Regions from separate parts of the Homo sapiens genome. Here region 1 is linked to region 2. A link is a loop called in an ENCODE intact Hi-C map of the cell type or tissue named here. Cell type or tissue: PC-9. All regions are shown on one strand. Links, peaks and the distances in the headings refer to the core of each region. The heading gives the core; the rest is flanking DNA.

Region 1 (4,254 bases), core at 694-3,193, 240 kb before region 2:
CAGCAGGGTGGTTGTATGGGGGGGTGGGGGGTGGGGGCAGGGGGAACAGGGATAGAGGCATGTAGGGCTTTGGGGGATTAGTCAGAGCCATCAGTCACCTAACACTTGAAGAGATCTTCTAAAGGAACAAGAGACAACGGAGTGGAAGGAGAACTATCTAGAGAAGAAAGGAAGATGGTAATAGCTAACATTCCTTGAGTATCTACAACATGCCAGGTATGTTCTAGGCACTTCGCATGCCTTGTCTCAACCAAACAACAGCCTGATGGGGAAAAGGCACTAATATCTCAATTTTACCTGTGGAGAAACTAGGGCAACAAAAAGTTAAGTCAAAAAGTCAGTATCAGATAGTTGGTAAACAGCAGAGATGGGATTTGAACCCAGATAATCTGGATCCAGACTCTGCCCTTGAATTCTCCGGCCTCCCCAAGTGTGGTGGTGTTGGAAGTGAGATAGAGCAGCCCCACTGTGCCAAGTTTTAAGTCTTTCTTCAAGGGCGTGCAATGGAAACACTACAAGAGAACGGCTTGCACCGAACACATTTTCAAAGTCCTTGAATAAAGGCTGTCTCTGCCCTTTTTCCTGGGCCCTACTCTCACCCTAAACCTCGGTATCTTCTGCCCCACCTGCTCCCACACGGTGGCTTCTCCCCCAACATCTCCAATGACAACTAGGTTGGCAATATTTGGGATCCATTTGTTTTCGATTATACTACACGCACTCACACCTCCTCCTTGGTCATTTCGTAAGAGGTCTGGAGAGGTTTTGGAAAGCATTCATTCCTTCCACCTCATAGAACCTTCTCCTTCCCATTAAGAGTGGCCACCCCAAGGGTATATTCCACTAGGAGAGGGGCTGGGGCTTCCACTGTGAGAAGGAGGAGGGGGAGAAGAGGGAAAAGAGGGAAGAAAAATGGAAAAGGAGGAGGGGAGGAGGGGAGAACAGAGAGGAGGGGAGGAGGAGAGGTCGGGAGAGGAGGAAGGGGGAGGGGAGGTGGGGAAGGGGAGGAGGAAGAGGTTGTCTCCTCAAAGGAAGAGGCTTTTCCCATGGAAATGCACTGTGGCTGGTGCCCATTAGCATCCCTATGCATAATAAGGGTTCAGCCTATTGTCATGCAAATTAATTCAGATGACAACACTCTCTCCTCGACAACACTGCCCCAGCACAAGGAAGTTTCTCACACTGTCTCAGCCAATACTAACCGGCCTCTACGCCATCTTTCATAATTATTTTTCTCCCCTTCACTCCTGCAAGGTTTGTTCTCAGCTACATCCCCCTTCACTTCCCAGCTGCTGTTGGCTCCTTTTCATCCCGGAACAGTCAACATCATCGCCATAAACAAAATACAATGTTTTTTAAAAATGAATCAAAACCAGGGGAAAAGTTACATTTCAGATCAATGCTGAAAACGAAGAGTTTGACTAAACAGAGAAACCAAGTAATTTCCAGGCTTCCACGGAGCAGCGACTCCTCTGTTCCCTTTTCCCATTGTGGAAAGATTCCAAGCAGCATCTCTTCTCTCCGGCAAGCAGCATTCTCCTGTGGGTCACTCGGGCCCTGATAAGACAGATCCTCTGTGTTTGACTATAAAGCAGTGACTCATCCTTGCCATTGTTTGTCCTGCCGACCTCTTAGTCCTGGCCACTGACCAAGTATTCCTGCTTATCCACATCAGCAGGCTTAAGTTCAGCCACCAGGCCACTGCCACCGGCTGAGGCCAGTTTTTACCCTGAAGCGAGTCCTCTGTCAACTCTAACCCAAGAGCCAAGAGAAAGAGCAAACAAGGGTGGCTTCAGACCAAGCCAGAAGGAGGTGACGGCAGAGCTACAGCTCATTCGTGCTGTAGGCGCAGCCTCTAAACCCTCTTTTCACCTCTCCACCCCATGGATATCCAGATACTTTGTCCCTAACCCTTTACTGGCCTGAGCATCTGATCCCTGCAGCCTAAAGTTAAGAGCTGGCACTCGCTCTCACTTCTGTAACTATGCCTTCTTGTTCTGTACACAGCACACTAGACTAGTTTAAAGCACAGTTCCAGGTTCTGAAGATCGAGTTCAAATCCTGATTGTCTATTTTCTAGCTGCACAATCTTAGACAAGTTACTTACACTGTGTGCTTCAGTTTACTCATCTATAAAAAGGAGGTAACAATTGTTACACACCTCCCAAGGCTGTTATGATGATTAAACACATAATACATTGAAAGTGCTGAAAACGATGTCTGGTATGCTGTAAGCATTTTAAATAAAATGTTAGCAAGGGTTATTAATTAATTTTCCCAGACTTCACCTTTTTTTTTGGTTTATCTGACTTACTCCCCTTTCTAATTGAGCCAAGTTCACTCCTCTACTTATTGCTTCCAACCCTACTCCAGGCAGCCCCGTTCTGGTTTCTTTTGCTGTCCAAAATGTTTTGCAACAATAAAATGCATAATATCATGCAGCATTGCTAACACAGAAAGAATGTGACCCAGAGCCTACCCTTGTCCCAAACACCAAACTGGTCCCTGACAGTCCTGACATTTCTACCACACATTTGAGTAGATGAGGTAAGGAAAGACAGGGGCAGAGAAGGACACAGTAGAAATAAACTGCAGCTTACACATTATCTGAACAACAGAAAGGCTTTGTAGCCAGACAAATTATATGCAAATTATATGCAAATCTGAATGTAAATACTTTAGGCCCAGGGAGAAAATCCTTGAGGAGACATTCCCATTCCCTTCACCCTCACTTCCCAAGCTGCATTTTCTTTTCTGATTGGTTAGTCGGGAACTCATTATGAAGATTCCAAGGTGCATATAATTCTCTAAAGAAGTTCATTCTACCTGCTTGTCAGGGGTCAGAGGCTGAAGAGACCTCAGGAAGGCAACATTACTGCAGCTTACACCTCCAACCGAAGGGAGGGCTACGTCCATTCAACTCCAAGCCAAGACAAAGAGGAAACGGCCTGGATGGCTGTGGACTAGCTAAGAGCTAAAGAAAGGACAGACCCCCTCAGGGACCTTGGGCTGGGCTGGACAGGGTTACTTGCCTGGGGAGCTAGGTGGCACGTTTCTTTTCTTTTTTTTTTTTTTTATTATTATTATACTTTAAGTTTTAGGGTACATGTGCACAATGTGCAGGTTTGTTACATATGTATACATGTGCCATGTTGGTGGCACGTTTCTTAATTTTGGTTAGAGGACATGCACTTGCTGAAGCTCACTCTACCAGGATTTGCTCACATTGTTTTAGGTATTTGACCAAATTTGAAAGGACGCATACACTAATTTGCTTGGAGGTGGGAGCAGAAAGTGGAAAAGGGGGGAGAAAAACACAGCTACTTCATTCATTCATTCAACAGAAACTTCCTGGGGCTCTACTGAATGTTGGGCAGCACCCCCAGCCATTACGTAGGAGCTTTCATCTAAGCTTCTCAGAAGCTAAGCATTCCACACTGAGAAAACTCAGTCTCAGAGGGCACACCTTGCTGTAAGTTTAATGCCAGCATAGTTGCTGAAAGAAAATCAGATCTATAACTACATTGCTGTCATGAGTGAGTGGTTATGGTTTACCTCTGCTTTCCTTGACCCTCCCATTGGAAATGTCCCCTGTTCCTTCCCTTCCGGGTGATGATCATGCCTTATATTTCACAGAGAAGATGGAAGCCATCCCCACTAAACCTACAGATGCAGCCCCACTTTAGTCATCTTCTCCTCCTCCTTCCCTGATGCTTCAGGGGAAAACAAGTCCCTTCTGCTATCAAAGACCAATTGCTCCAAATCCTCCCCAGGGACCTGCGGGCTCAGTTAGTCCTCTCTCCGGGGCACCTTCAAACTCCCTTTCACTTCTTGAGCCTTCTTGTCTGCATTCAAACAACAGGTCAATCAATATATTAAGTGGATTACCTGCATCATGCACTTAGATTAATGCTTGTTACATAGCAGGTGTGCCTAAGAGTTTCCTATAATCATTCTATGAAAAGCTGATCAATCTTACTAGTATCGGGAACAGGCATGAAACACCAATGAGATTTCATTTTTTTGTGCAAGAGCAGCACTGTCTGGCAGAACTTTCTGTGATGGCAGAAATGCTCTGTATGATCATTGTTAATATGATCGCCTCTAGGGCAATGTGCAGTTATCAAACATTTGGAATTTGACTGGTATGGCTGGGGAGCTGAATTTTTTTATTTTATTTCATTCTAATCAACTTATATAGCCATACATGCATAGTGCTTACTGTATTAGTTAGGTAACACTGTTCCAAATATC
Region 2 (4,254 bases), core at 866-3,365:
TAAATGGCCCAGGAAGGAGGATGGGGGGAGGGGGACTCCTGGGCCTCCTATGCCACTGGCCTGCCACAGAGCATCCTTGGGCCACTGCTATGCACAGGGCCACATAGAGGGACAGCATAGGTGAGGGGAGAGTTTGCCGTCACTGGAATTCAGGAAAGAGGAGGCAGAGGGATGGATGGTGTCCAATCAAAGATGAAGATCTGGCCCAGCATGGTGGCTCATGCCTGTAATCCCAGCACTTTGGAAGGCAGAGGCAGGTGGATCACTTGAGGTCAGGAGTTTGAGACCAGCCTGGCCAACACGGTGAAACCCTGTCTCTACCAAAAATACAAAAATTAGCCAGGCATGGTGGTCGGCATCCGTAATCCCAGCTACTCAGGGGGCTGAGGCAGGAGAATCACTTGAGCCTGGGAGGCAGAGGTTGCATTGAGCCGAGATCGCACCACTGCACTCCAGCCTGGGTGACAGAGTGAGAGTCTGTCTCAAAAAAAAAAAAAAAAAAAAGAAAGAAAGATGAAAATCTTTGAAACATGCGCGGAGATTCTCTGTAACTCCCAGTTACTCAACCATAAGCCTTTAAATTCCTCTGGCCAGGGAGGGAGAGCTAAGAACCATTTGGTGGGTGGAGAGGAACAGGGATCAGTTATTTGATGAGTCAGAAACGCTTAAATGTAGTTCCGAGACTCTGCAGTTCTCACTCCTGCAGTGAGAAGGGGAGGGGTGGAGAGAAGTGGGAGAGGGAGACCCACAAGTCCAAAAATCTCCTTGTCTCTGGTTCAGTGGCGAGAACCACTGAAATGTCTTTGTTTCATGGAACGTGGAAAGCTAGGAATAAAGTCGCTGCTTTGTCACGAGTCAGTTGGTCAACGGAGTTGCTGCTATATTATTTAGGATATTTTAAAATCCTAAAAAGGATTTTAAAGCATAAGGAAGAAGATGACAATGGTCTGCTTCAGAGCTGTGGACAGCTTCCTATGAAGGAAAGGAAGGAGAAGAGATGTTCTCAAGGGTTGGCCTAGTCAGTTTATAGATGAGCAAGGAAAGTGTGAACTAGATTATACTAGAAAGCTGGCCCCATCCCCCTAAGTGTGTAAGGAAGTGAGGAGGAAAAAGGAGACCACGTTTCAAAAATAAACACAAACCCCAAAATAAACACTGTTAATGGAAGTGACTAATCAAGGGTGTGCTGAACTTGGTGGTTATTGATAAGATACAGGGAGAAACGTACTTGGAAAAAATAACAGATCCCCCCTTACCTTTTGGTAAATAAAGTGTTGGGGAGAAGGTGGGGGGATTAGGGTTCGGACTTGGTTCAATGCTGCAGCAGAGGTTTAAGACACAATTTCTCAACCTTAGCACTACCAACTTTGAAGGCTGGATCCAGACAGTTGTGGGGGCTTGCCTTGTGCATTCTAAGTTGCTTTTTTTTTTTTTTTTTGAGACAGGGTCTCACTCTGTCACCCAGGCTGGAGTGCAGTGGTGTGATCAGAGTTCACTGCAGCCTCAACCTCCCAGGCTCAAGCCATCCTCCCACCTCAACCTCCCAAGTAGCAGGGACTACAGGTGCATGCCACCACACCCGGCTAATTTTTTTGTATTTTTCGTGGAGATGGGGTCTCGCCACGTTGCCCAGACTGATTTTGAACTCCTGGGCTCAAGTGATCCACCTGCCACAGCCTCCCAAAGTCGTGGGATTACAGGCCTGAGCCGCCACACCTGGCCACTGTAGGATTTTTAATGGCATCCCTGTCCTTTACCTACCAGATGCCGGTAGGACACTTGCCCCTAGCTGGGACAACCAAAAATGTCTCCAGACATGCAAACAACCGCTGGATGGGAGTAGGGGGACAAAATCACCCCCACTTGAGAACCACTGGTTTATAATATGGGGCATAGCTCCTCTCAGTGAGAGATGGCTTACCATGACTTAGGGCTTGGCCTAAGCAAAATTTGAGGCTAATTCAGCATCTGTACTGCAGGCCTAGAATTTGTCATTCTGCGGCACTTCTCACTGTAGCCTGTTTTCCCCCTCCAGGGCCTCTGGCCGCTCTGCACTCCTGGCAGTCGGGGAGAAAACAATGAAAGGATGTGCCAGAGCCCCCATGCCCACCTTTGGCATGTATGGCTCTGTGGGTGCAGGATGGGTGAGTAGAGGTGCCTTCCTGCAGGGGGAGTGGAGAGACAGCAGGAAACACCATATCTGCCTGGAAGCTGCAGCCCCGTGTGAGGCCACAAGTCTAGTATCGTAACCCCTGGGGATGGATTTCAACCCCCACTCACCCCATCTGGCCTGGCACCTGTGGGCATTATGTAAACCGCAGCCCTGATTGTACGATGACTCAGCTAGAATGTACCCTTTGCAGTTGTCCTCATCCTCTCTCTTCGTATCACTGAAGAACAGAAGACCAGAGAGGTGAAAAGAAAGTCTACAGTGGCTAGCTGTTTGGGTCCGGATGAGTTTCCTCTTACTGCTGCAACAAATGGCCATAAACTTAGCAGCTTAAATCAGGACAAACCTATTATCTTCAATTCTGGAGATTAGAATTTCAAAATCGGTCTCAGTGAGTCAAAATCAAGGCATCAGCAGGGCTGTACTCTTACATAGGCTCTAGAGGACGATCCGTGTCCCTGCCTTTTCCAGCTTTTTCTAAAGGCCACCTGCATTCCTGGCCTCATGGCCCCTTCCACCATCTTCAAAGCCAGGACTACAGCATCTACAAATCTCTGACTCTCCTGCCTCTCTCTTAAAGGGACTGTTGAAATTACCCTGGGCTTAACCAAGAATTATCTCCCTGTCTCAAGAAACTTAACTTGATTACATGTTCATGGATTCCAGGGAGCAGGACATGGGTATCTTTGGGGACCATTATTCTGTCTACCACATGGACAAAGCCAATACTCAGCTCAGATTTCCAATTCCAAGTCCAGTGGGTTTCTGCTTGGGACTGCACTGAGAGCAAGACCATACGCACAGGATTGCACAGAAGAGCTGGCATTTTGGCTTTTATGGGAGAGGTCTTCTCAATGGTCCTCCTTAAACGACTCCAATAAGAATCAGAAATAAATACAAGAGCCTTCTCTTTTTTTCTTTTTTTCTTTTTTTTTTTTTTTTTTTTTTTTTGAGACAGACTCTCACTCTGTTGCCCAGGCTGGAGTTCAATGGAACAATCTCAGCTCACTGTAACCCCAGTCTCCCGGACTCAAGCGATCCTCCCACCTCAGCCTCCCAAGTAGCTTGGACTACAGGCATGTGCCACCAAGGCCAGGCTAATTTTTGTAATTTTTTTAGTAGAGATGGGGTTTGTTATGTTGCCCAGGCTGGTCTTGAACTCCTGAGCTCAGACGATCCACCTGCCTCAGCCTCCCAAAGTACTGGGATTACAGGCGTGAGCCACCATGCCTGGCCCTGAGCCTTCTTACCACGAAAACAGAGGCCGAAACCTGTAGATGTCTACTAAGGCCGTCGGTCATTAAAGCAATTATTGCCAGCCAAGAAAGCCTTCAAGGCCCACCGCAATCCAGATAGGCTAGCCAGGAACCTCCATGGAGTGAGCTATAACATGATGGGGTTTTATTCAATGGAGGATTTGTCTACTGAAGGAGGGAGGAACACTTGACTGAGTCAACTCAATAGTTCAACAAATGTTCTTTCAGATTCTGACCTAGGTACAGAATGCCAGTGAGAAGTAAGAACAGCCCTGGGCCTCACAACCTGGGGCAGTGGGTGTTGCTCTCATTGTCTTCACTTTATAAGTGAAGAAACAGACTTAGATCACAAGGGCAAGAGCAAAGGAGTCAGAATTAAACTCAGACCTGCCTAACCCTACAATTTGACTCTTAACTGTGTCACTATTTGGAATTCCATGGGACCTGTATTAGTCTGTTCTCATGCTGCTATGAAGAAATACTCGAGACTGGGTAATTTATGAAGAAAACAGGTTTAATTGACTCACAGTTCCATATGGCTGGGGAGGCCTCAGGAAACTTACAATCATGGCAGAAAGCACCTCTTCACAGGGTGGCAGGAGAGAGAATGAGAGCCAGCAGGGGAAATGCCATAGGCTTATAAAACCATCAGATCTTGTGATAACTCACTCACTAGCATGAGAACAGCATGGGGGAAATCGCCCCCAAGATGCAATCACTTCCCACCGGGTCCCTCCCACAGGAACTACAATTCAAGATGAGATTTGGGTGAGGACACAACCAAACCATATCAGGACCCATTCTATAAAAGATATGTAGGAAGTGCTT

The links. A loop is a pair of places that touch in the nucleus more often than their neighbours do. Peaks named below come from ENCODE experiments on the same cell type or tissue, not always from the same donor. Only the 100,000 strongest peaks of a DNase experiment are listed, where the experiment ranks them.
Region 1: a loop joins it to region 2, with 2.5 times the contacts of the local background. A loop is called at or near these places in 2 of 110 quality-filtered maps.

What each region holds. Positions count from the first base shown.
Region 1 is chr17:72,150,091-72,154,344 of GRCh38, forward strand. No RefSeq gene overlaps it. Among named protein-coding and RNA genes, the nearest start is that of SOX9, 31 kb to the left of the region's middle. In PC-9, for the core only: no CTCF peak of the experiment used is centred there; DNase peaks (open chromatin) are centred at 1,671 and 2,451; H3K4me3 peaks cover 1,036 bases; H3K27ac peaks cover 1,971 bases.
Region 2 is chr17:72,387,042-72,391,295 of GRCh38, forward strand. No RefSeq gene overlaps it. Among named protein-coding and RNA genes, the nearest start is that of LINC02003, 46 kb to the left of the region's middle. RefSeq lists enhancers at 1-116, 117-616. In PC-9, for the core only: a CTCF peak has its summit at 2,108; a DNase peak (open chromatin) is centred at 2,300; H3K27ac peaks cover 2,500 bases.